2 separate regions of the Mus musculus genome follow, and region 1 is linked to region 2. A link is a loop called in an ENCODE intact Hi-C map of the cell type or tissue named here. Cell type or tissue: heart. All regions are shown on one strand. Links, peaks and the distances in the headings refer to the core of each region. The heading gives the core; the rest is flanking DNA.

Region 1 (9,680 bases), core at 1,160-9,159, 78 kb after region 2:
TTAGAGCCTGAAGAGGAGCCAGTGCTCCCCTTGGGATGTGAATGGAAACTGCACGGTTTTAAGAAAATAGGGAATTTAGTATAAAGACAACATTCACGTCAGCATGTGCTGTGGGCCCTGGGAAGAGAGTATCATGGGAGCCATGCTGGTGGACTGTAGCATCCTTCCCACACGGAAGCCACTCACAGAGGCCAGTGAGTGTCAGCTACTGAATCCTGTGCAGCCAGCAGAAGCACAGGAAGTGAGTCCTGGGCCTCTCTGTTTCACAGCAGGTTTCTTCTCACTGGTATATAGCTACTCTTCCATCCTTGGTTGGTGAGAATGATGTTCAAGATAATACAACATACCACACACACATTTGCACACACACATACACACACATATCTACATGCACACACACAACATATACCACACACACACCATACACACACCACACACACACATACCACATATACAACATGCACCACACCACACCACACACACACACACACACACACACACACACACACACACACACACTACACCACACCACACCACACCACACCACACCACACACTCCTACAGAGCAAGGCAGGGTGGCTTCTCTGCAGGTGGCACATAAGCCACTCAGCACCAGCCCCTGTCCTTAGGTCACAGGCTCTCGATGAATATTCATGAACACCTGAAGGAGAAACAGCTAGTTAGAATGTGTATTTTATCCTGAGTAAATGAATAAACGGAATCAAGGGCAGAACTTGACAAGTAAGATTTCACAGGAAGCTGACTCTCAGTAATTAGCTTGTTATCAAATTCACTTGTATAAAAATAACAGCAAATGCACGCTGCTGGCAACGTGCCAGGCATTCATGCCAGAGCCTTGCGCACCGGGAAGCGCGGCAGGCCACACACCCCATTTCACAGATGAGGAAACATAGCCGGAAGAGGTTGGCTGTGTGCCTGGGACCTAGCAGGAGTTTGGCTTCCAGCAGTCTTCCAGAACTGCCCTCCACGCCTCTGCTGGGAGCTTGCTGTCAGCACAGGCTCATTAGAGACCTTGTGTTTTCTCGACTGCCTGCCTCAGTTGCCCTACACCTCATCTTGGCTGAATTCTGCAGGTTCTGTTTTCAGGTATCTAGCAGAGAGCTTACCCCAACGACATCAGGTCATGCTTTCTCTGACTCTCTCAGTGCAGAATGGCAAACATTATGTTACACTTGATCTCCTCTTCCTTCCGTAACAGAATATCTGAGTTTGGAAACTTCCTACCTCAAAATCTCTAATTGATAAGGTTTTAAAAAGAATCATTGCCTCAGACACCTGTAGAGGCCTTGAAACACAAGAATTCTGCCATTTGAAGTCTTGTTTGTTTGTTTGTTTGTTTGTGGACAGGGTTTCTCTGTATAGCCCTGGCTGTCCTAGAACTCACTCTGTAGACCAGGCTGGCCTCAGAATTCAGAAATCTGCCTGCCTCTGCCTCCCAAGTGCTGTGATTAGAGGCTTATGTCACCACTGCCTTTCAAAGTCTTAAAGATGTGTATTTTTAAGGGGCTGGAGTGATGGCTCAGTGGTTAAAGAACACTAGCTGCTCTTCAAGATATATGAGTGAGTCTAAGTTCAGGATTTGTGGCCTTCCTAGGAGAAGCCTGCTATTGGAAGCTGGCTCTGGGGTTTTAAAACCCACACGCCATTCCCAGATTGTCCGTCAGTGTTATCTGTCGGTTGTTCCAGATGTGAGCAATTGGCTCATGGATGCTCCTACTGCCTGCTACCAGGTTTCCCTGCCTTCATGATAATGGACTTTTATTCCTCTAGAACTGTAAGCCCAAATAAACCCTTGTCTATAAATTGCCTTAGTCATGGTGTTTCATCATAGCATTAGAGAAGTAGCTACAACAGATGAGTAGCTCTCACATCAATGAGAACACTCAAGGTGATCCCTCAGGTGAGCTCACAGCTCGCTCAGGTAATTGTAAATTGTCACATGCCAGTGTTTAAAAGGAACCATCACACACCATCAGGTGACCTGCCTCATTCTCCACAGTCTGGGAGAGAAGGACGCACTGGCCTTGTGCCCTCCACAATACCTGATAGGGTATACTGCTCAATATGTGCTTAATAAATCAGTGAATGGACTAGGCTTCAGGAACCAACCTGTAGTCCTAGCACGTGCAATACAGAGGCAGAGGATCTTAAGTTCAAGGCCATCCTGAGCTGCATGGGGAAACCTAGTCTCAAACCAAAAGAGAGAAGGAGGAAAGGAGAGTAAATTACAACCTAAAATAATTGGCTGGGTGACCCCAAGGTGACCAGCTGTGACTACCAACCACTCTTGAATAGTTACCATTTATCCTACAGTGACAGTCGTCTGGAGATGCTGACTTTCAGAGAATGGGCTACGTTTTTTCTGTGTGCATAAAGACATCTGACATCTTGCCAATACACACATGAAGTCATTCAGCTTAAAAGCAGGACAGAGTGGGATTTGGGGGACATACTGCAGATGGTACTGCTTTGAGGAGCTACATGAAGTCCTACTGGTTAGCAAAGCAAGTTTTCCTACAGGACTCTCTCTCTCTCTCTCTCTCTCTCTCTCTCTCTCTCTCTCTCTCACACACACACACACACACACACACAACAACAACAACAACAAGACTGGCCTCTTCTCCCAGACACCTCAGTTATCTACTCTAACCCTGGGTGAGAGATAGCATGCCAAATGGGACTGGCAGAGAGCTTGTTATTGCCAATAGTGGGTAATGGCATGTCTCTTTATACTTTGCTATTTGCTCTTGTGTGTGTTTAACTGCTCATTAAAAATGTTTTTTAAATCAGAAGCCTAATATCCATTGGGAAATGAACATGTTCCTCAAAGTTGGCTTAGAAGACAATGGTCCAGGAATAGGTGAGTTGGGGTCCTAGAAGGGTTTCCCAGAAGGTTTTCAAAAATGGGCAGGCAACTTGGGGTGTGACCCCTAAACTCCCATAGACCACCCCTGCCTTCCCTTTACCAACAGTAAAACATGGCACCAAACAGGTACGTCCTTTTTGCTTCTGGGAAATAGTAATTTCCTAACCTGCAGCACAACGTATTCTTCAGAGGAAAGAGAGAGAAGAAATAAAACTGGGAAGAGAAGAAATGCCACCCCTTGTTGGATACCAGGAGTCAGAAGCAGGTCAAGAGTTAGAGGCTGGTCTGGCTTACAAGACCCTGAGTCAAAATCCATCCATCGATAATTAATAAAAGAAATATCAGGCCAGTTCAATCCCTAGCACTACAGATTGATGGTGGTGGTGGTGGTGATAATGGTGATGATGAAGGTGATAATGGTGATGATGAAGGTGATGGTGGTGGTGGTAGTGGTGATGATGGTGATGATAAAGGTGATGGTGGTGATGATGAAGGTGGTGATGGTGGTGGCGGTAGTGGTGATGATCATAATGATAAGGATAGCAAGGATGATGATGACATGTTAATAACATTGGTGGTGATGATGGTAACGATGCTGTTGCTGAAGATGACTATGAAGGAAAACCTAGTAACCATTAATCATTCACCAATGTTTTACAAGTTCAAGAAGACTAATACTATGTTTGCTTCCTACCAAACAGACTTCCCCTAGGGATAAGGTTGGCTACCAAGAACTAGCGGGAACTACTGACTTTAGCTGCTGTATGTCCCTCTCTTGGGGTAGTCTGTAGTCCTACCCATGGGGCATTTAGCTATCTTCTTTAGCTAAAACACAGGGCAAAGCTTCCTTTGAGAGAACACTGTTGTCATCTGTGTTACCTGTGGTGTTGGTCAAGTCCAAGCCAGACATCACCACCCTGAACGCAAAAGGACCCTGTACAGAGCCTGCTCCCTGCACGGTGTGCTGACATCCTGACTGAGATGTCATAAATACTGAAATAAGACAAGACAGGGAAGAGAAACCTCCCTGACTGGAGCTACTCTGTCTATATTCCTAGGTGCAAGTGCAGTGTGCAGTGATCGGATGATTTGAGAAACAATCCCAGAAACATTTGAATGATCAATCAATGTGATTACAATCCTTGCGAAATTAGAACAGATCGGAAAGATTGACATAGGTACCACTGACGCAGATTCCAGCAGAATAAACCCACTGGGAGGAGAGATTGGTATGCCTGCCGGTGGCCCCACCCCAAAGCATGTCCAGATACCTGTGCAAACAGGTGACAGGTGTTGTAATAGTATTTTAAGCTCAAAGTGTAAGATACAGCCTTCTGCCTCTGAAAGCACAGTCTGCCCACATGTCCAGTCATGGAGCCCACAGTTGTCTTTCCCACGCCTGGCCTTATCAGGGCAGCAAGCAGCGTCAGTCCGGCTCCAAGATTCTGTTTTAGATGAAATCAAGTCTTGTGTAGCCAAGACACAAGTGGATAAGCCAGATTTCAGGCTGGAATTACCGAGATGGACTCTGTACGTCCCAGGGAAGGAATAGTACTGAGAGCCCTGAGGATGAGGGAGGGAGCAACAGAGTCCACAGCTGCAGGCTTGGGGGGGGGGGGGCGCTCTAACTAGATGGGGATGAAATGGACTGAAACTCAGCATGTGAGCAGGTTAAAAGATAACAACCTCCCTCCCTCCTCCAGCTCCTTTCATGGGAGCATTTTTTTTTCTATCTCAGAGGCCCTTTTGGAAATCCAATCCTCCTGGGAGTCCTCACACGTCTATTATCAGCTAACACTTTGGGAGAGATTAGCAGGCCTGGACAGAAGACAAGAAGGGATGTTTGAGATTCAGCCCAGGCTACTGCAGGGTAGACAGAACAGCCACCAGTCTACAGCGGCCTTTCAAAGCTCTGCATCCTGTGAGCCAGGGCACGACTCCTAGAGGGCCTGCTCCATTCTGCAGTACACCAGCTCCCACGTCATCTGGGAAACAATTTCCATCAGCTTGGAAAAACAAATAAAACAATGAGTGCCTATGTATAGCTAGAAAGCAGCGGCTTTGTCCTTAGAACACTTTTAGACGGCCACAGAGCAGTGTTTGTGTAGATGAAATCTGAATTTTAAAACCATAAATGGGTCATTTTATCGACACACGAGGTAGAGCGAATGGAAGGCAGTTCCCCATCTCCACTCGGAGAATTCCTCAGGTTCTTGAACCCTGCAAGGAAGATGCAGAAGGAACAGGGATGATGGGTTCTTCTTGCTACTCTGAGCACTATATGTGATGTCCTCGTGGGCTGTCTACATCACCTTCAAACCCTGCTGATTGCTGGGTGTGGCTCTAAAGACCCCAGGCATTTAGGAACCTGTGTCACCCTGTGAGACTAAGGATGTCCCCGTGCTGTGTAAGTGAGCTAGGCTGCATGCTCTGAATCTGGGTTTTACTGTGTGTTAATAATCCAGTTTTTCAGACTCTCTTCAGACCATAGTCATCTGGATCCATAGGCACTGACTCTGCACATGAGAGTACCCACCGTGACTCTCGGGACCTCTGAGCCTTCTCCCAGAATCGGGCTGAACAAGCTTTGCACTGTTGAATTGACCTCTTTGGATCCATGCCTGTATTATGACTGTATTGTGGAACCTAGTGGCCTTTAGGATCACCCCAAGAGCTGTTGAGTGAGGATTTTGTTAACATGCCCTGAATTCATACCATGTCAGCATGGCTCCCCTCCTGATGATGCAAAAGCCTGTGTCCTGGAGAGAAGACACATGAGAATTCTGCAAACTCCATTTTCCTGTAGATCCTCATCTTCTTTGCCATAATCCTTTACGGTCATTAGATGCAGGTAGCAAAAGACAAGCAAATGCCATTCCTACTGCAGCTTCATGGTTCAAGGGCTGAGGGTATTTGTATACTCCAGTGAATGTTAAACTCATTTTAAAGTGACCATGAAGACAAAAGACGTTTGTCCCTGGGTGCTTTCAGGACACACACTTCCAGGTCTGCCCTAGGCCCTTAAGGGTGGAGTGATAAGGACAGAAAGTGTCTTTCGCACAGCAATACTATTCTAACTGGCAGGGACAGTAATGCTTACCCACCACAAATACTGTTGGCATTTGGCTTCTGCTGGTAACATCCAAGGCCACAGCATCCGTGTGGCCTCAGACAAACCCACGTGTCCCTCCACTGGAACTCTGTCTCCTATAAAAACTGTCAACTGGCCACAAGGATGTGAATCCTGCCTGTTCTTAAATCCTGTGGGTACAGGTTGAGCAAGGTGAAGAGCATTGGTGGGTAAAGACATGCCACTTAGACCATGGGTGACGTCTCCTGCAGCATTTACAACCCTCCACCAGGCAGTCCCAGTCCTTGCAGCCCTCTCTCTCCTTCTGCCTTGCCTCTCTGCCCACTGAGGTCTGGGGTGGCCTCAGTTTCTCACCTGAGCTAGTGAGAAAGTACAATTGCATAAGTGAAGGGTATGCACGATAAAGCCAGGCTGGTTTTCAGAAAAAGTGGGGTGTTGTGGGGGTGGGGGCTCCAAATTCTTAGGCTGTAACACTTCTAAATTGGAAGTCACATGGCAACGCCGTTTATCGTGCAGCCTCCGGATATTTACAAACCGTTCCAGACAGAGTCCCACAGATACACAAGAGGAGCAACTCAGAGGAGGGGATTAGCACAGTCCCTGGCCTGAAGATCTGAAGTAAACGATCTTACCCTGTATGTGCTCAGCAAGGGCTCCAACACTGTAATAAAGTCCAGCCCTCTTTTCCTTAGAAGCAGGGTCTCACTGAGCCCAGGCTGGACTCAAACAATGAATAAAGAAAAAAGAGATTTATTTATCTGTATTTTATGTGAATGATTTTTTTTTACCTGCCTATAGTACCTATGTGTACCATGTTACCATGTGTGTGTGCTTGGTGCCTACAGAAGCCAGAGAGAATGTCAGATTTCCTGGGACTGGAGTTACGGATGGTCCAGACTCCATTTGGGTGTTGAGAATCAAACTCAAGTCTCTTGGAAGAGAAGGCAATTGCTCTTAACCGCTGAGTCATCTCTATGGCTGTGGATCTTAAACTTTTGACTTATCATCTACTTCGGCTTCCAGAGCACTTGGGATTGCAAACCTGAGGCTAGACCTTTTACTTTCTATAACACTGGTGGGAAACTCTATCATTTCATTTAGAAACACTAAACACCTATTGTGGCTTCCCTAATAAATTAATATGGTAATCTGTATACACGTCAGGTCAACCTCCGGAAAAGCAATGCATATCAAATAAAAGAAATAGTAGCTCAGGAAAACTCACTCCCAAAGACCACTGGGTGGGTTAGAAGAGGAAGCCATTGCTATGGTACAGGGTCAGTAGCCACCAACAAGGGCACCAAATGAAAAACCCTTAGTTACCTACTGCGGGGTTAGAGCAGGAAAGAGGCTGCAGTGCCGCATTCTCACAGAGACCTTCAGACCCAACCCCCACCGATCTGCTGCCACCACCCCTGACCCACAGGACAAGGAGCCGGGCTGGCGCTGAAGCCACACTCGGCTGTGCACTATGAACAGAGATCTATTCATAAAAGGACTGCTGCACACAGCACCAGGCTGCCTTTGTTCGGATCACACTCCTCTGCTGCCAGAAGTAACAGCAGGCGTGTGCGCTTCCGATCCGAGGCAGTGGCTCGCCTTGGAGATCACCTTCTCCTAGGTGGCACACTTTGGGCTTTTGGAGACTGGAGAGCCACGCCACTTCATACCGGGCCCCCTGACTTGGAGAGAGCTTACGTTGTGGTGATGATGCTGCTGACATTTGAGACACAAGAACAATTCACAGTGGGGCCGTGCAGGGCTGGGATCCAGCCAGTTGGTATTCCAGGGAGCCAAACAGGAAGAAAGTCACACACCATGAGAGCAAAACCCAAGAGGCCCTGGTGTCTTGGTGATGGTGGTGCTGAGCCCATCCAGGGCAGGGTCAGACCCCAGCCCCAGATCTGTAGGTCCCATTAACTGGGGCGGGGGGGGGGGCGAGGGAGGATAACGCAGATGCTAGTCAAAGCATTTTGCTTTTAAGGGCAGATCGCACAGGGCTACTGTGCTATTTATCGCTGGGTTTATTGCACTCTTTGCAATAACTTTAGAAGCCACCAAAAGTACTGCTACAGCTTGGGTTCTACAACTCAAGGATCTGCCTACATCTAAGCTTGGGGTGGTTGTCTGGAGTTCTGTCTCCTTCTGAGCACTGAGAATCTATCACTGGCTGTCTCCCTTCCTTTTGTCTTCCCTCTGTACATCTGCATGCGTAAAAACTTCCCTCTCAGTAAGGGCTCCCTTCATATTGAATTAGCATCCAGGCAAGGCTCTTTAACCCCGAAGATCCTGTCTCCTAAATACAGTACTGGGGGCAGGGGTAGGGGGGTCACTTCAATTCAGCACATGAACTTTGAGAAGACAATTCAATCAATCCACAACACAGTTTCTGAAAATAGTAATACAGTCGTGGCTGTGCGCAGAGGACATTCGCTGGGCAATCTCTGAAAGTGAGAGGTTCTGCTTCGTTGCCTTGGACAGAATGAAGAATGAGAAGCCACACAAAGAAAGGGATGTGTGCGCTAATGGGGGCCATACCTGAGTCCAGCAATTGTAGCTTCAAGGGCTGGTAGGCCTCCAAACATTTAGGGGAAGCAACAGATGGGAGTGAGGGTCCCAGGAAAAATCTATAAGGTTATGACCAATGCAGGAGTGGGAGGCACATTCAAAAGTCAGAGCTACCTTTGCCCTGTGGGGGGCTCCAAGCTTCTGGACACATTTAATTACTTGCAGCCAGGCAGGCAGGGGCAAGGTGCTAGAGATAGGGCTGCTCTCTCCCTGTGGATATGGTTGAAGGCACGCAGACACCGAAGCTGGCCACATAGAGACCCAGTCCTGCATCTCCTCACCTAGGGGCCTCTCTTGGATGAGGCCACCTGAGAGACGGACCCAGAGAAAGCTCTGCTGCTAGGTTATCCGGCAACCTAGTTGACAGGAGCGTCGGAGAAACCCGGCTCCGGAAGGAAGAAGCAGCAACAGAGTGGACAGCTGCTAATACTCAGAGACTCTGACATTTTGTTTTTACTACCAGAGAAAATTAACTTTACTCTGAAGGCTAAACCTTTTCTTAAGAAGTCATACACCACTTAGTACACGCCCACTGGAAAAGCCAAGTTATAACTACCAGGTAAGGCGCAAGAATGCCCTTTGAATCCTGAGCACGCAGCTCCTCCTAACTCAATCCTGGCTGGCTATGCAGGGCCCCTGTGAGTCCTACCAGGAAATCTCATGTTCTCTCTTTAAAGGAATTCTTGGAATTCCGCTGGGCCTCTGCAGGTCTCGGGAACAGATGCGGACTGGGCTGATTAATGGAAAAGGGCTCCAGGCCAGCAGAGAGAGTGAAGAACGCTTGGTGGGAAGGGACAGCCATAACTCTCCTCCTGGTGCATAACATAAGTAAAGCAGGCTCCTTGTCCCATAACTGTGTTGCTGCATTCAGCCGGAGTTATAGAAAGGACAAAACTATGGGATATAGCTCCTGCCTTGCTTTAGAAATTGGGCCTTTTAAGTCACCACACACAGTGGTGTTTGCTTTGTGGCATTTTCACACATGTTTTATTTTTCTTGATGATCTCCCTTCTGCCACCTCGGCTGGTCCCCTCCTCCTCCCAGGAACTTCTCTCGTACATCCATGTCACATCTGTTACTTCACCTGTGTAAGACCTACTTTTCCCTCCTCACAGTCTCTTACAGTTTCATGAA
Region 2 (9,680 bases), core at 566-8,565:
AGTGTTCCTGTACCATATCAGCCTTTCACCTAACACAAAATGACATTGGTTTCTTGAAATCATCAGTATGACCTGCTCCCATTATTCCAGGCCTTCTCTGGTTATATATACACCATGGTAGCTTCTGTCAATGTTAATTCAGGTATGTGGCCCCTCTTAGGAACTGGTAAAACAAATACTGATTGTTACACTTCTCCCTGCCTGACATCAGAGATCTATAACTCCCCTCCCCCTGGGACTTCAGTATCTGGGATATCTGCTCTAAATCAGTCTAAGGAATACTTTAGAACCCGTCTTTGTGAGCACACTTACTCTCTCAGAGGTTCTGGCCCTGAAGGCCTGGAGCCGAGAGACGTTCCTGAGAGTCACTGCAGCTTACCTGAGAGCTTGTCTTTCTAAAAGAGAATAAGCAAGACAAGAAAACACGTTTCCTTTCATCCCAAGAAGATAGTGATAGAAGGCATGCAGCTTTCTGGGGTTGAAACACCTGCTTCAAGATGAACAGGAGCTGAGGTTGTGGGAATCCCTGAGGAGCACAGATGCCACACAGGTGTCCCAGGAGAGCCAGACTGCCCTGAAGGTTCACTACCAAGGACAGCATGAGGTCCACTGGTCAGTGTGGACACTCTGTCACTGACTGTCGCTTGGGGACAAGAGGGTTGTTTCTATCACTGAGGGTAGAGCAGCCATGGGTACCCCTTGGAGGTTCAGGAAAAGTCAGCCTTGAGTTTTTAATGCTCATGAGGCCATGTGAGCCTTGGGAGGTCACAAGGGACTCTCTCTGTGATTCCCCGAAATACTCCAAACTGAAGCTTTCGTAAGAACAATGCGCTTCACATGGAATATTCTGGAAACGAGGTATGCAGTATCAGAGTGAGAAAGTTTGGGGTCTGGTGAACTGAGCTTCTGCTGGCAAGATGTCCCCTTGACGTCACATGGCTCTGGGGACAGGAGGAAGAAATGTCTGACTTACTCATGCCCTAACCCTATTATGTCCCAGTGGGGATTGAGTTTGAGTATGAATGTGGGGGAGACACCACACAGAACTCAAACATCCAATCCCCTCCAGGTATTTAGGATATATATGAAAATCAAATGTTTACCAATAATAAATCATGATGGAATTTATGTTTAAACAATCCTTAGTGTACTTATAATATTACCAATTATTAAAGACAAAAGCAAATTTCTAATCCATCCAAATGATGGGTGGGCTTCTTTGTTTTTTGCATTAAAAGCAAAAACTGTGGCTTCACACACTATGCCACAGGACAGAGTATCTTCGAGAATTTCCAGAATCTGTTGATATTTTGATTTTATAGCCATACATGCTGAGAATACTATTTTACAAAGCACAAAGTCCAAAAATGGCCCAAGTATGGTTAGAATCTCTTCAATAGTTGTTGGGAAATTTCTCTTAATTTAAAGCTAGAATGTATCTCTCTCTCTCTCTCTCTCTCTCTCTCTCTGTGTGTGTGTGTGTGTGTGTGTGCGTGTGTGTGTGTATTTTATGAAGCTCAAGTTAATGACTCAAACAATAATTATTAAAAACCAAACAATAAAATTCAAAGACAGATTTATCTGAAGCTTGCAGGCTGAGGAGCGACAGTAGGAACACAGTAAGAGTTTGGTTCCCGACATTGACTCATTAGCAAAGTTCCCACACTGTGTATTCAGAACCAAGGCTGCAATGAGGTCATGGAAACACCTCAGAGACATTATGGTTTTGAATTAACTCTTGGCCATTGCATATTTAGAAATCTTTTACTGTTCCCAATTTTTTTCATGGCCCCCCAGATGCTCCTACATGACCCAGTACAAGATTGTGACCCCAGTTTTATAAAACTAGGTTAACTGGTCCTCCATTCTATCTGTACTAAGCTGTCTAACCTCTGAAACTTATTTGTATGTCCAAAACTACAAAGTCCAAGATATAGCAGACTTCAAGATCCTGGTCTTTACTGGCTTGTGCCCAGGACTGTGGAGTCAGGCAAAGCCTCGGAAGCAGGTCTATGGAGATAATTATGGCTGCAAGATGATAGACAGCATCTGTAAGCACCAAAACAGAAGAGGGGTCTACAGACATGAAAACTCTAGGTCAACCGGTCTCAAGCAATGAGTGGAGGTCAGCTTCTGAGACTGAGTGAGACTCGTCACAAACTCAGGCTCGCAGCTTGTCTACATAGCAAGGCAGGTGGCAAGTGGCCATTCTAAAGGACCGAAGACAGGTCACCCTTGAGCTTAGGATAGTGCTACCTGTAAAGTTCAAGGACAGGGGCCCAGCCACTGAATATGGATGCTCCTTAGATGCCCACGCTCCCAGCAAGCACAAGCAAGACAATGCCTAATTCAGTTCTCTCGTATCAAACATAAGCACCTTCTATTCGGGGAGTGTAATAGTTCACCTCTTTGTGCTTTTGGAATTGAAAACAGCTCCCAAACACACGATACCAGAGGGCAGCCCAATTTCTCCAAGAGCAAGAAGACTTTGAAGTAACCCCAGAGAATGTGTACATGTTAAAGACATTTTATTTGGGCCTCAATTATCGACTACATAATGTGAGACCCTTAAACAGAAGTATGCACGCAAGCCTGGCTAGCAGTTGGTAGAAATGTGTTGATCTCAGAAGAGCTTACTTGCCCTGGCAACTGTGGTTTGTGAGTCACCAAACCCACTGTCCAAGGTACCTATAAAGAATGTAACTACTGTGCACAGGAGCATGGGCTGTTAACTGCGAGCCAGCCAGAGGCAGTAGAACTTGGCTTGCAGAGGACGGATGGAATGAGTGCTCACATCTTGGATAGAAGCAGTGAAGAGGCCTGGAGAGAAAGGTGAACCTGCAGAGGAGAATGTTCTCATGGCTGCCTTACCCCCCCCCCCCAACACACACAGCTGGGTGAGCCTCCTGCAGCCGGTTTTGAAATGCTCCCCCAGATCCGTCACAAGGCAGAGGTGTCTTGCCCCTGTTGCCACTGTCCTGAAGTTTGAGAAAACATGTCACTGGACGATCTGCAGGCTGAGTCATACACTCAGTGTAAACATAAGATGGATCCTAGTGACCATTCCATCTTCCCCACTGGTGACATGGTAGGAAAGCCCTGCAGATGAGGTACACACCTGCACCAGGGTCGTAAGCTGTGTTCTGACACTCTGGCATCTGCCTCCACTTGATACATACTTCCTTGAAATGATTTCCAGTTTTCTTCTAAAAGGAAAACAACACATTTTTTTTTAAAGTATTTATTTTAAAGTACCCCAGTAGTGCCCTGCTGAAGATCTGTCTTTTCCCTTTCATCCTTGGCCAAAGCCCTGATGTTGTGAGACAATGCTTGCCACCCCCAGGTACAGCTGACGTCAGAGCCAATCAATAGTCTTTCGATGTGATGATTTTGAAAGACATACAAATGTACTAGCTTTGCCAAGCAAGTCAATGTCTACAATTTTGAAGGCAGCTTGTGTCTACTACGATGGATAAGAAAAAAACGGAGAAATCTCTGAAACAGCAAACTGACCCAGTCATTCACCTGCAGACTTCATTTTAAGGTCATTTTTCCATTCTCATAGCGAGAGACCTGAGCGTAAAAGCTCGTGACACCATCAGAGCAGGTGATATACAATATATCCCACAGCCCAGCAGCTCCTTGTTCCCCAGAAGATGGCTCCATCTCCACAGGGCCACTGCTCTGATGCATGTAGACAGGTGACCTGGAATACCCAGTTTCACAACCCTTCACTTGTTAGCTGGCCGGTTTGTGGTAAACAGGGGCAAGTCTGACTTGTTTTCCAGAATCTGTTGCCCTTTGTACACAGATAGGAGCACACAGTTTACATGGAGTCCGAAGTCCAGGCAGGAAAGCACACACAGCTAGGAATGCTCAAACTCACAGTTTGCCTACCTGGTTCAGATATTCCCATTGCAGATACGGGAAGGCTTGGCAGGACCAGGTGGGCATGGGGACCAACAGAACACAATGATTGTCGGGAGTTCTGCTAAAACCTGACATTCCTGCCTGCCATCCTCAGGCTGTGCCTTTTCATTCTGGTGCGGTCTGAAGTTCTTCACACTTTCCCATTCATTAGCTGGCTATGTGCTCGGTGACCTTTGTATAAATGAGATAAATGAAATCATGTCACTTTAGAAGAAGTGATTTAAAGGGGCTCAAACAGCCTCATGTACGGCTAGAGTTACAAAACCACTTGGAAAATTTCCTATTCTGTTGTTGAATGGCAACCACAGCCAGGGGAGGGCAAAAGCGGTTCTGACAGTGTTGTGACCAACTTGCTCAAGCATTTCTGCCGCCAAGGAACACCAGCTGTAAAGAGTGCTCTACCCTACTCAGAGAGGAACAAGGTCTATCCTCCTCAGAAAACTGAAGCCAGGAGACAGTCAAGCGCATCCTAGATCCAGCCCTTTTGGCATGGAGCAGCCTCAGAAATGCATAAAAACAATGTGGAAAGTGAGAGGTCTCTGCAGAGATCTCTGTCTCTAGGGATAGAGAGCCACCCTCTCTCTCCTTCAGCCATGCGTGCACTGAATGGCTTTCCAGCAACGCTCTGCCTGAAACTTCAGCCTCTGAACTGAACCCTGAAAACCTCACTTACTAATGTGTGTCTTTCCACGCTGTGTTCTCAACTGTGCTGGTCTCACAAAAGAAAAGCAGCCTCCCAGAACAAAATGGTGCCCAGAGGTCCCAGGACTCAGACAGCACCGACGTGTGTGCGTTCTGCTGACCTTCAGTATTCAGGACCGGAAGTATTCTAGCTGCCCAGTCCCCGCTTCTCTCCTGTCACACTTGCCCTCAGCACAGCTGCCCAGCCCACAGCTTGTAAGTTACCTTGCTTAGGTGTTCTCCCAAGTTCTGCAAAACGAAAACAGCATTAAAAAAATCACGTGTGTGTGTGTGTGTGTGGGGGGGGGGGATAAGTCAGAGATGCGATGGCCCTGACAGAGGTTAATGTTTCGTGTTGGCAGACAGTACCCAAATTACAGCTTCAAGGAACCAAAAGTTTGGGAGGCCCCAAAGGAAGGGAGAGATGAAGTTGGCTCTTCCATATCCAATCTCCACATGAAAAGAATCTGAGGTGATTAAAACAAAACCGATGGCAGCTTCAGAGCACTTCAAGCCACGCCTCCGGATATCTCCATCTGGGAGCTAGGGGAGCATCTTCCTACCTGGTGATGTCATGGTCAGTGAGCTGGAGGACAACAGTTATCTGTGCGCATCCCGAGTCTCCGGGAAGCAATAGACGAAGGAGAGATGGTAGCTAGGATGTGTCTGCTGGCTGATTGAAACATCAGTGGAGTCTTGGAGGAGGACAACCCCTCCCCGAGACAATATGGTTGCTCATTTGATGGAAATAGAAGGTGACATGTGAAATGGACATTCTAGCACATTTGATATAGTGCTACGTTAAATTCCGCCGGTAAAATCTATGCCTCCCTTCGGGTTACCCTGAGAACGGTGAGCTGAGAAGAGACGCATGTAAAAGTTCTAGCTAGGTTGGCTGTACAGAAAGCTCTTGAGTGCCTGTCCCTGCTCTCAGTATTGGGGTCACAGGCACACACAGACATGCCTGTCTCTGTCTCCCAATACTGGAGTTCAGTAAACACAGCCATGCCTGTCCCTACCTCCCAGTATTGGGGTTCAGGCACATGCAGCCACACCCATCCCTGCCTGCCAGTATTGGGGTTCAGGTGCATACAGCCACACCCATCCCTGCCTCCCAGTATTGAGGTTCAGGCACACACAGCCACACCTGTTCCTGACTTTCAGTATTGAGGTTCAGGCACATACAGCCATGCCCATCCCTGCCTCCCAGTTTTGGAGTTCAGGCACACACAGCCATACACAGCTTTTAAATGGGTGCTAAGGTTTTTGAGCCCAGACCCTCATCTTGCAGCGCACAATGCCCTTTCCTACAAAGCATCTTCCAAGCCCTAAACAAGGGGCTTACAAATGTCCTCCCAACAGAGAAATGACAAATTCACAGTAATAAACAAGCTAATATACCTGACATAATCATTCTGCAACACATCGTATTATACCCCACAGATGTGCACAATTATGATCAGTTAATTAAAAACACAACAAAATGAAGGAGAAAAGGAAGAAGAAAAATAAACAACCCTGACTATACTAAAGTCCAATACAAGAGCTACTCACACCCTGAGTAGAAACAAGGTATTACAGCAGAGAACAGAAGTGAGCATGCTAGCTGCTGCAGAGCCTGCCCCTCATTTCCACCCCTCATACCCACCTCTCATCCCCACCTCTCATACCCACCCCTCATACCCACCCCTCATACCCACCCCTCATGCATGCATACAGTCGGCATAGGAGTGAACACTACAGGTAGTTAGGTGTGAGCCATGGTAGGTGGACGAGTAAGCGCTGTCCAGGCTGGACCCTGGCTCACTGCTTCTTGCAGTTGGCTCTATATCCTCTGCCTCAGTCATGCTCAGCTCCCCACCCCCACTACAGACACCTCCAGCCACACATTACCCACTTGATTCGTGTCTCCTCACCTTCTCGACCATCCTTATCTGTTCTAGAATGGCGTGTGTGTGTGTGTGTGTGGCCACTGAGAGTACATAACAGATTGCTGTTAACTAAATGGGAGGCATGCAAAAACCGGATGTCTAGAGGTCCGGTCTTGTTTTCCCTGAGGACTATTGCCATGGCAACTGGTGCCTTCTCTCTCTGTCCTCAGATGCTCTCTTCCCTGGTACCAACATGCCAGTTTCCCAATCTTCTTAGAAGGACACTTGTCATATTGGATAAAGGCCCAGCCTGTGGCCTTGTTTAACCTTAGATATCTCTTTGCAAACTAACTCCAAATACAATACAGTTGCACAGAGGGTTGGTATACCAACAAATGAGTGAGTGGAGGCTACAGCTCAGTCATGTATACATGTATGTACACACACATGTACACCCACATGCCCATAAGATCGATGCTATTTTGATGTGTCAGATGGCTGTTGGACATGGTGGTGAAGCAGCTATTCTGAAGTTCTGTGCACATATGTGCCGTGTGATCTATCTTGGTTTTCCCCATATGCGTGCCGAGTGATCGATCTTGTTCTCCTCTTGGAATTTCACCTCAATGGTTTTCACCACTCCTTTATAATGCACTTAATGGAATACATTTAATTGCTCACCTGTTCTCTTTCGTTCATTTCTTTACAAGCATGCGCTCTTTATAAGTCTTTAGAGACACCCAGGACATTGCGACAACTTCTACAGCCTCAGGTTAGTCCCAAGAGGCCCGTGCTCCTGCTCCGTATGCTCGGCCTTCATTTAAATCAGCACACATTTGACTTTGTTCCTTCAGTGCCTTTCTTTCATCTCAGGCCCTCCACGGAGCAGGCCCCTCTTCTTCATGAAGTTTTCAGACTTTCCATCAACTAACATTTCCTGCAGCACACTAGCACTTGTCCAAAAGTGCACTGGCATGCCCTCGCTGTGTCTCTGCATCAGCATTCTAGGCTGACTCTGTTTTCTTCCCAGAACATAGAGAATCTTCCACTGTCTTCCTGAGAAAGGGGTAATTTGTCTTGCTTCTTTGGCTGTGTCCCTTTAAGAGGAAACTCAGATAGAGCGTGCTGCTGCCTTTTCTGTGAGGATACTGACAGGTCAAGATCTCGGGTTAAGACGGGTCAAATAGGTTCAGCTCTTCCTCTGTCCTTGTGTGTCTGGGCTGGCGCTGATTCCAACCGCCAGTGCCCTCCACTAATCAGCTGCTCCCATTCACTGCCACAGGGCTGGCTTCGGTTCTGGAATCTGGTCCCTTCCTTGGAGTGAGGCGTCTTCTATTTTTATTCAGCATATCAAGGTGTTTGCAGTAGCAGAATTCTGGGTGAACTTTGCCAGCACAAAGTTGCAACCAGAAGCCCAACACCCTTGAGGTCTCTCTGTTGTGTTTCCAGTCCTTCAGGTAAATTGTATTTCTAAGAACTGAAGAAGAGCTAAACATTAGGGATCATGTTAATCATATTCCATATATTTCAGAGAACAAATGCTTGAAATAATCATAGAATATTAATTTTGAGAACTAAGGCAATCAGTGGAGAATACTTGTATGTCTGCACCAAATGGTTGGGATAGGGAATGGTCATCCTGTGTCTTCGGTGACATGATGACAAGGTGTTTCAGCATTCCCCATTGAACTGTCACATGTTTTCCAAGGTTTCTGCAAGAATAAGGGGTACGATAGGCAATGTCCGTACAATGATGAACTGCATGGTCAACCAGGGCCATCACTATCACCATCACCAACTGCAAGAGTTCATGGCTTCTGCATGGTCTCATGACCATCTTCAGGATGGTCTCATGATCGTCTGCAGGGTAGTCTCATGGCATTTGCAGGGTGGTCTCATGACATTCTGCAGAGATTCTTGGCTATATGCAGGGTCTCACAACCATTTGCAAGGCCTCATTGCCATCTCCACAGTCTGATGACCTTTTGCAGAGTCTCATGGTTGTCTGCAGGGTCTTATGACTTCCTACAGGGTCCCATGGCCATCTGCAGAGTCTCATCACTGTCTTCAGGGTCCCAAGGTCTTAGGGTTGTTGGTTGGTTGGTTCCACGGTCATCTGAAGTATCTCAAGACTATCTACTGGTCCCACAGCTGTATTGAGAGTTCCAGAGTTATCTGTGGATCTCATCACAGTCTTCAGGTCTCACATCTTCTGCAGTGTTCTGTGGCTGTCTGAGCTATCTCATTGCCTTGCAGAGGGTCTCAAGGCTGCGTACAGGGTCCCACCATCATCTGTCATTCTTTCTTTCATTTCCATATCTCCAAACTCTCGCCACTGACTCTGGAACTGAACGGATAATGATTTACAGTTGTCATTAGTTATCAATGCATACAAGCTCTGTCTTCAAAACAGACTTGCATAAAGATAAACTAACCTCTTCATCCCAAGGAAATTATGGTCCTGAATAAATAAATTCAAAAAGGAAACTGAAAAAGAAAATCCACCACAGAGCCATGTGTTTTTGAGATAATAATTAAAGAGGCTTTCTGAAGATCAAAGTGTAGCTGGGCATTGAGGTTCATGCCTATGATGCCAGCATTTGGTAAACTGAGACAAAAGGATTGCTGGGATCTCAAAGCCAACCTGGAGCTACATAGTGAGTTCCAGAACAGCCTAGATGCTGTCTCCAATGAAAATAGTAAACACTAAAGGTGTTTCCCTTGGGTTAAGGAAGAGCTTCATAAGAAAGGCAAGTGGGGACCTGGGAGGCACTTGGAAGGATAGCATGAGATACAGAGTAAGAGATGATGTAAGAGAGAGACCATGACATCACCTTCTAGTAAGTTACCCTACTAGACAGGCAATTATATTCACATATGAGCACTAGACACTCACGTTGTGCATTAGCAAAGAGTTAGCCTACTCTTCGGAAGAACACGAGATCCAGAAAGATGGTGGTCTAGGATCTCTTCTGCCAGCCACATCCTGCCCTGTACTGTGGATACCTAGACCTGTTAGGGGTTTGGGCACCTGACTCGCATCTGTGAAGTGTGCACAGAGAGACCGATGTCTCCCCAGGAGACCAGGGGCTGGAAATGGTACTGGGGTTCCCTCTTTCCTATACTGCTCCCTTCAATCCATCCATTGCCTTCCCATTTTTCATGTCCCATTTGCCCCCCAACAAACTGCCCCCTCCG

Evidence for each region. A loop is a pair of places that touch in the nucleus more often than their neighbours do. Peaks named below come from ENCODE experiments on the same cell type or tissue, not always from the same donor. Only the 100,000 strongest peaks of a DNase experiment are listed, where the experiment ranks them.
Region 1: it touches region 2 in a loop (1.9-fold over the local background); 1 of 42 quality-filtered maps calls a loop at or near these places.

Annotation. Positions count from the first base shown.
Region 1 is chr8:10,952,961-10,962,640 of GRCm38, forward strand. No RefSeq gene overlaps it. Among named protein-coding and RNA genes, the nearest start is that of 3930402G23Rik, 29 kb to the left of the region's middle. In heart, for the core only: a CTCF peak has its summit at 4,815; no DNase peak of the experiment used is centred there; H3K4me3 peaks cover 1,285 bases; H3K27ac peaks cover 4,914 bases.
Region 2 is chr8:10,875,885-10,885,564 of GRCm38, forward strand. B930025P03Rik (RIKEN cDNA B930025P03 gene) reads right to left here and starts at 6,570. Exons shown (of 6, transcript NR_040705.1): 1 at 6,528-6,570; 2 at 3,898-4,101; 3 at 3,119-3,203; 4 at 313-395. In heart, for the core only: a CTCF peak has its summit at 3,662 (motif pointing right); a DNase peak (open chromatin) is centred at 7,767; H3K27me3 peaks cover 2,776 bases.